Linked DNA regions of Homo sapiens: region 1 is linked to region 2. A link is a contact called in ENCODE Hi-C or POLR2A ChIA-PET data. All regions are on one chromosome and are shown on one strand. Each heading gives the region's core, a stretch centred on a gene start or an enhancer-like site at or near the end of the contact. The rest is flanking DNA. Distances are from core to core; before and after follow the strand shown.

Region 1 (3,812 bases), core at 732-3,231, 46 kb after region 2:
GTCATGGAAACTCTTTAATAAATTAGAATGTTGTCTCCAAAAAATACAGGCAGATATGCGTTGACAATTGCCTTTCATACACCTTAACAAACTAGTTACATAATGGGATATCAAAATTCAGTCAATGTGTTTGCTAGTTTAATTTGTTGTGATTAAAGAAAACAATGATTTTATTTATAAATTTAGCACCTAGGAAATGTGATTTCAAATATCAAAGCATAGGCATTTTTTACTCTTTTTAAAATTGAAGGGTCAACAAAATCTGCCTTATTCTTCACAGTTTTTTCTCTGTCAGTAATGTAGCAGTGTGTTAATTTCCAGAAATTTAATCTCTTCTATAAAATTTCCTGTGACCTGAAAACTTTTGAATTGGAGTTAATTTACCAAACTGTCATGGAATGCCTGAAATTTCCTTGGGGCAGAGGAGGTAGCAGAGAGGTGGTAAGTTACCATGTTTCCATTGTGTGAATAACTGATAAGTGGGATTCCAAACAGAATCCATGTAGCGTTTTAATGAATTCACATTTGGAGAAAAAAGTCACAGACTTTCAAAACTTACAGGAATTTGGCTGTCCTAGGGCAACTCCTCACTTAACAGCAAGAGGGGATGAGAAGGTTGAGTGACTCACCCAGGGAAGTGACTCACCCAGGGAAGGTCAAGTGACTCACCCAAGGTTACTTGGTAAGTAAAGAGAGAAGCCAGAAGCCTGGGGCCTCCTGACGGCTCCTGCTTCTCTTTTTACTAAGGTCTTCTGCCATGGGAAGAAACTCTGAATGTTAGCAACCATCTGGATGGTGTTAGTTGTATGTCTCTCTATGTATGTTGAAAAGAAAATGTTGAAGAATTGAATTTCTCCTGCTTATGGGTTGTGTCACATTTAATAGCGTTCTTTAAGAAAAAAACACGATTGCTCAATATGATTATATGAGCTCACCATAACCAATGACAGGCAGAAAATCCTGGGAGGATAGACACTAACACCACATTATCCTGTTGGGATAATATCCCAAATTCTGAATATAACTTTCTTTTACCACTTTAAAGGCCAAAAAATGGCTGTTAAATGGAGTATTTTTGTCAAACCAAGTTTTTAAAGTTTTCAGCAGCTGCTTCTGCTGGCTTTTATTAACTACTGAAGAGTCTTTTTTTTTTTTTTTTTTTGAGATGGAGTCACGCTCTGTCACCCAGGCTGGATTGCAATGGCGTGATCTCAGCCCACTGCAACCTCTGCCTCCCGGGTTCAAGCGATTCTCCTGCCTCAGCCTCCCTAGTAGCTGGGTTTACAGGCGCCCGCCACCGTGCCTGGCTAATTTTTGTATTTTTAGAAGAGATGCGGTTTCACCATGTTGGTCAGGCTGGTCTTGAACTCTTGATCTCATGATCTGTACACCTCGGGCTCCCAAAGTGTTGGGATTACAGGCATGAGTTACCGGACCCTGCCTACTCAAGAGTCTTAATTGAACATCAAAATCCTGGTTTTGTTTATAAGGAAAAAAAGTTAATGGTGCAACTAGGACTAATTCTTTGATTAATTTTTTAACCACTTCTACTTAGCAAGTATATGAAACACATTAAAGACTGATGCATCTGTTTTGTTTTTGTTTTGAGATCAGGTAGAAGATCTACAAAACTAGTTGGAGGCTGGAAAGAAATTTCAGATAGTGATACATAGAAATGTTCTGCCTTAACTCTGAATTTTTAGTCATGAAATAGTGCAAACTCTTAACATTACTTTTGTGGAGCTTTGTAGTCCATAAAAATAACATTGTTGTAGAGCCTCTGTATGCGTCAGCTGTGACTGAGTGTTTTGATGTCTTAGCAAAAGGCAGAGGAGTGCTTTCCTTTGAAATGTGTGAGGCGGTTTGAGATGCAGCTTCTCAGATGGATTTAATTAGTCCTTCGTAGAACTGGATGTCCGTTTGTTGCAACTGAATTCTCATTTCATTCATCCATAACTAGAAACACCTCGCTTCAAACGGGTTTCTTCAAAGAAAGAGGGGTTTAGGGTTCTATGTTGTACTGCTTTTTGATGTTGGTTTCCCTTTAACTGAGAAGACCTTATGTTTATACAACTGTTATTATTAAGAAAACACAGCTTTCTTCAGCGAGGTTCCTTTTGCATCAGCGCTGGTTCTTGGTGGCAGTCAGAGGTCTGTGGAATGGATCTCTGTCAGACTATCACAGCAGCTGTGTGTTTGCAGATTTTGCTTATGAGAGGCATGAACTGAAAATAGGCGTAAACTTGAGTAATTCCCTAAACCCAAAATATAAGATAGAAACCAGTAACTGAATCTGGTAACAGGGTAGTTGTTTGTTTCAGAAGCTTATATTAACCACAAAAACAAAGTGAATCAACTAACAAGGGTTACCATGACCCAAATAGTAATTGCATTTTGATTCACTTTGCCTACAGTGCACAGGTCAGGTCTGCTTCTCAATAAATATGTTGAAAGAATGAAATATATCCTTCATAGTAAAATTATGTTTTTTAAAAAATATGTCCTACTACTAATATTTTTTAAATTATCCCTAAACCTTCACATTTCATTAGAATAGCTACTTCAATTTACTCTGAAAAAACTGCTTTCTTGTCTTTCCAGTTTGTGTGTCCAGGGTCTGACGTGCTCCATCATCAAGGCAGCTTTTATCTTCTGTGTCCGTGATTCTAATTACATTTCAGGGGGTTGTGATCTCTCCCAGAATCCCGTTCATGCATTGTGTTTAGGATGAAATGCTTGAGGGGGTTTGGGGCTGTACACTCATGGGCACAGGTTTGCATATCTAAAACTTTCTTTGCTCTAACATCCTGATTTGTATAAAAATCCTAAAAGCAAATTTCAGACTTCTAATTATTCTTTGCCTTTAAGGAAAGACAAAATTAATTTAGACTGTTCAAGCTTAAAATTATCCCAAAGCCACAGATCACACTGAAAACACATAGTAATATAGCCCACAAATTATTTTGGTGTCTTGTTTCCATATTCCATCCAAGAGTCTGTAGAATCTGTAGGCTTATATTTCTGTCTTGTTTCTTAGCCATAACTGATCTTTTCCATCTTATTCACCAGACTCAGCACTGCGTAACTGTGGCAATTTCTGAAACTCAGTGGCAAGGGATATACCACCATTGAAGAGATTAAAAATAATCAACAAAGGCTTTAAAAAGTTTAAAAAATGTATTTGGAGCAATAATAGCAATAGGTCAGAAAAAGTTTTCACGGAAAGGGCCAATATACAATTAGGTTTCCATCTCTGTATTCTTGATTGTGTGTTTTATGTCTTGTGACTATCTTGTGGAGTTCCTAATTTTAAAAGAATTATGGGTGTGGCTCAGGAATATTTTATTACATTTGTGTAAATTAAATAATTTTTTAAAATTATGGATGTGATTTAAATATTCTTTTAGTGGTTCTGCCTTTGGTACAGTGTTCCATGATTTTGTAATGTTTTTATTTGTTGAAAAAGCTCTAAAAATCTTGGTAGAAATATAGAATCTCAGAAGGCAGAACATTTGGTAATTATCTTTTATATCAATTTGCAAGACAACTTGTTAGGGAGCCCTATTTCTAGTAGTTGAAGTTAATAAGTAACAAATCACAGCAATCACGTTTTTTATCATGCAGAGTGGGCAGTCTTATAAAAAAGAAACGTCAGTCTTTTTGGATATAGGGACACAAGCAATCATAGTTTTCCTCTGTTATCTTTAGTTTGTAAAAATCAACCTATCTACCATCAGCATTTACCCACAAGGTTTAGTTTGGAGTTACCTAAGGGGATGGTAGAGAAACAATAATTTAACGTTATGCTGAAA
Region 2 (4,045 bases), core at 192-2,691:
AAAAATGGTATCAAACAGCATCACATGCTACAGGGAAACCTTTCATGAGAGGAAGAATCAATTGGTTTAGCAAACTTTATTGTTGTCTTATTTTAAGAAACTGCCGCAGCCTCCCCAGCCTTCAGCATCCATCAGCCTGATCAGTCAGCAGCTACCCTCTATCAGCAAAAAGATTATGACTCACTAAAGGCTCAGATGAGGGTTAGCATTTTTTTAGTAATAAAGTTTTTTTTTTTGGAGATGGAGTCTCGCTCTGTCGCCCAGGCTGGAGGGCAGTGGTGTGATCTTGGTTCACTGCAACCTCCGCCTCCTGTGTTCAAGCAGTTCTCCTGCCTCAGCCTCCCAAGTAGCTGGGACTACAGGCACATGCCACCACACCCCACTAATTTTTTTGTATTTTTTAGTAGAGACGGGGTTTCACCGTGTTAGCCAGGATGGTCACGATCTCCTGACCTTGTGATCCGCCTGCCTCGGCCATCCAAAGTGCTGGGTTTACAGGTGTTAGCCACCACGCCAGCCTAAACTACTTTTTAATTAAGGTTTGTACATTGTTTTTAAGAGCTATCGCACACTTAATAGACTACAACACAGTGTAAACGTAACTTTTATACACATTGGAAAAGTAACAAATTCATGTGACTTGCTTTATTGAAATACTTGCTTCATTGCAGTGGTCTGGAACTGATCTCACAGTATCTCCAAGGTATTCCTATATACTAAAATGCATTCTGAAACTCTTAAGAGCAGGATATAGTTGGACTCTTACCTACACTCTTTTTTTCTTGTGAAAACCTTTTTCCTAAAAGCTCTTTGAAAAATTAATATTCCAATGAATGCTTTTGGGAAACACAGAGTATGTTATATTGTGATTTGTAGTGTTTTAGATAGTTTAAACACAACATTCCTTAGAGATTGTTGAAATATTTAGGGCAATTGCTTTATAAAGTGGAGGTTAAGAAGCAATCTTTATAGTCTTTGCTAATTTCTAGCTAAAATTGTAAATGTGATAATTGCTACATTAAAAAATTTAAGTATCTTATTTTTTAACTCATTATCTTTTAGAAGTTAGAAACAAAATATGTATTTATGAAATATGTAGACTGCAAGTTCACTTATCCAGATAATTGCACATTTATTTTCTATACAACAAGCAATTGTTCATTTTTGGTGAGTTTATTTTCTGTTGAAAAAAAGGTACTATCACTTATTTAGTATTATCAGTTTATTGTAAAATTGCTACACCCTATAACAGTGTAGAGCTGTAACATTTAGTAAATATAGTGTTCTTCTTCAGGAAGCATAATCTTGTGTAGCTAAGTGAAGCTATGTTTCTGGCTTGCTTACTGAGGAGGTCCTTGACACCTACATCATGAAAGCTGATGTACGGTGTTTGAACCTTCACATTTTGGCTTTAGAGTCATGTTTTCACAATCGGCTTGGGAATGGATTCTAAGAGTCACCCTCCAGGTGTGGCTCTGTATTGCTTTGTCATGGGTGTGTCCGTGAAATGTTTTTCCTTCCAAACCAGTAGCCCACAGCCCTTCCTTTGTGTTGCTTGTTTTGGCTGCTGATCTTATTTTCCCAATTTCTCTATGGGCTTCACTCTTTCATCATTTATGACTTGGAAAAACACATTAATAATACATACCCCTAGTATTTGGATAGTAAAACAATAGTGGTTCATTTTAGAAAAAAAGAAAAGTTAATGTCAGAAACAATAGCCATTTTTTGGGGGATGACTATAAAATGAATTTGATGAGCTCAATCTTTTTCTGACTTACCATGAAGGCTTCTTTTTAATAATTATTCTTAAACACTTATATTGACAGAAATGAATCATTAAAAGCTAGTTATATTAAACAACCACTTTTTTTAAAAGCTAAAATGATTTTGTTGACATTGTAGTTTGATATAATAATTTGTTTCACTAACTGGTAATGATTGGAAGAAAAAATAGTAAAGGTAACATTTTAATCATTTTTAGTAATCTTTATTTTTGCTCAAAATGTCTGTTTTTTCTTGGATCTGGATTCAGCTTTCTTGAGAATCAGCTTTTACTTTCCGTTTTTTTTCCTTTCTTTCTTTCTTTCTTTCTTTCTTTCTTTCTTTCTTTCTTTCTTTCTTTCTTTCTTTCTTCCTTCCTTCCTTCCTTCCTTCCTTCCTTTCTTTCTTTTCTCTCTCTTTTTCTCTTTCTCTCTTCCTCCCTTCCTCCCTTTCCTTTCTTTCTTTTCTTTCTTTCCTTCCTTCCTTCCTTCCTTTCTTTTCTTTTCTTTTCTTTTCTTTCTTTTCTTTCTTTTCTTTCTTTCTTTCCTCAGTCTTGCTCTCTCATCCGGGCTGGAGTACAGTGGTGTGATCTTGGCTCACTACAGCCTCTGCCCGCTGGGCTCAAGCAGTTCTCCTGCCTCAGCCTCCCAAGTAGCTGGGATTACAGGCATGCACCGCCAGGCCCGGCTAATTTTTGTATTTTTTGTTTGTTTGTTTGTTTTGAGACGGAGTTTTGCTCTTGTTGCCCAGGCTGGAGTGCGATGGCGCAATCTCAGCTCACCGCAACCTCCACCTCCCAGGTTCAAGCAGTTCTCCTGCCTCAGCCTCCCAAGTAGCTGGGATTACAGGCGTGCACCACCATGCCTGGCTAATTTTTTTTGTAGTTTTAGCAGAGACTGGGTTTCTCCATGTTGGTCAGGCTGGTCTCGAACTCCTGACCTCAGATAATCCACCCACCTCGGCCTCCCAAAGTGCTGGGATTACAGGCGTGAGCCACCGTGCCTGGCCTAATTTTTGTATTTTTCGTAGAGACTGGGTTTTGCCCTGCTGGCCAGGCTGGTCTCAAAATCCCAACCTCAGGTCATCCACCTGCTTTGGCCTCCCAAAGTGCTGGGATTACAGGCATGAGCCACCACGCCCGGCCACTTTCTGGTTTCTACTTTATCCTCATAATTTCCCTCTTGGTATTTGAGCAGGGGTTAAAGACTCAGAAAAAGAAACAACTTCACTATGGCCTATAATATTAATGGAAATACTTCAGCCTGAAAGGTTAAAATAAAGCACTCCCTTTGGTGGAGGATGACTTTGGCTGCATGGAATCAGTGTACTTTGTGCTCAGGCTTAGGAGAACATATCAAGTATCACGGCTGGCTACACAGCCTGGTGTCAGTTTAACTCTTTCAGCCACAGTAGCATAACGGGAAATTACTTCCTCTTGGGTTCTTTGTATGTGCAGTCATTGTGTCTGCATTTGTATTGTATTATCTTTCCTCATCTGGCTTCCTGATAAAATGGAGAATCGATTTTTTAGTGATTTCTGCCTAGCAGAGACAATTATCTGTTTATTTTTCTTTGCCTTTCCTGGTTTCAGATATAGAATTTATTCACCTGTTATTAAATTTTCAATTAGATGATAAAAGTTTAAGGTTTTTGAAATATGATCTTAACCACTGAAAGATGAGTGGGGTGAGAAACATAGAAAAAAGTAACCGTGTGAAAATAATTCCCAAGGAAAAGCCGGTATTGTTGAACGGGTACATACTGGCTCTTTTACTAAGATGTCTTCTGAATTAAAAGAGCATGTGAAATTATAACACATTTATACGTCAATGAAAATAAAACAACTTATCATAACTCGTTTCATACTCTCAGATAAGCCACTTCACTGTGACAATGAAGGTGACGTGATACCTAACTATACAATAAAAAAAAATAGCACTTTAAGTATATATTTACAAACGTATGTATACACTCTTTGTGTTTGGAAATAGCTACGTTCATTTGAGCAAATAAATCCCCTAAAAGCAACAAGATGGGAGAAAACATTAACTCAATCATTATCACTTAAGCTTGCCTTACTTTTTACTGTCTCTGTTATGATATTTTCAGTTACTTAATATGACTGTGTTGAAGATGGTTTAGAAATCTATGTGAGATTAAGTACAAGATACTAAGTGGATAAGAAAGCACATTTACATATTTTTGCTTACTATTACATTGTAAAATATTTTTATTTTGATCCTACTATAAGAGCTGAGGGAAAGGCAGAATAGCCTGATTA

Evidence for each region. A loop is a pair of places that touch in the nucleus more often than their neighbours do. ChIA-PET counts read pairs that join two places held with the same protein, here RNA polymerase II (POLR2A). Pooled maps may share reads with other maps.
Region 1: a loop to region 2 is called in a map of HCT116, with 8 times the contacts of the local background. The contact joins two enhancer-like sites. A Hi-C loop is called at or near these places in 2 of 168 maps with a recorded cell type or tissue (HCT116 and astrocyte of the cerebellum), 2 of 37 single-sample maps with no recorded cell type and 7 of 50 pooled maps. POLR2A ChIA-PET finds 5 or more read pairs at or near these places in 3 of 52 experiments (H1, Panc1 and activated naive CD4-positive, alpha-beta T cell).

The regions. Positions count from the first base shown.
Region 1 is chr13:100,392,275-100,396,086 of GRCh38, forward strand. The region is part of intron 19 of PCCA (propionyl-CoA carboxylase subunit alpha); the gene reads left to right. It overlaps LOC124903201 (a long non-coding RNA gene), which reads left to right. Exons shown (of 2, transcript XR_007063854.1): 1 at 1-441; 2 at 579-3,812. Among named protein-coding and RNA genes, the nearest start is that of PCCA-AS1, 87 kb to the right of the region's middle. RefSeq lists enhancers at 33-1,232, 501-795. Within about 2 kb of position 1,982, at least 6 of the 41 ENCODE cell types and tissues checked have a DNase peak (open chromatin) inside an H3K27ac peak, as active enhancers do; they include HCT116, where a contact is called at or near this core.
Region 2 is chr13:100,346,655-100,350,699 of GRCh38, forward strand. All of the region lies in intron 18 of PCCA (propionyl-CoA carboxylase subunit alpha), which reads left to right. The region is part of intron 3 of LOC105370335 (a long non-coding RNA gene); the gene reads right to left. Among named protein-coding and RNA genes, the nearest start is that of PCCA-AS1, 130 kb to the right of the region's middle. Within about 2 kb of position 1,442, at least 2 of the 41 ENCODE cell types and tissues checked have a DNase peak (open chromatin) inside an H3K27ac peak, as active enhancers do; they include HCT116, where a contact is called at or near this core.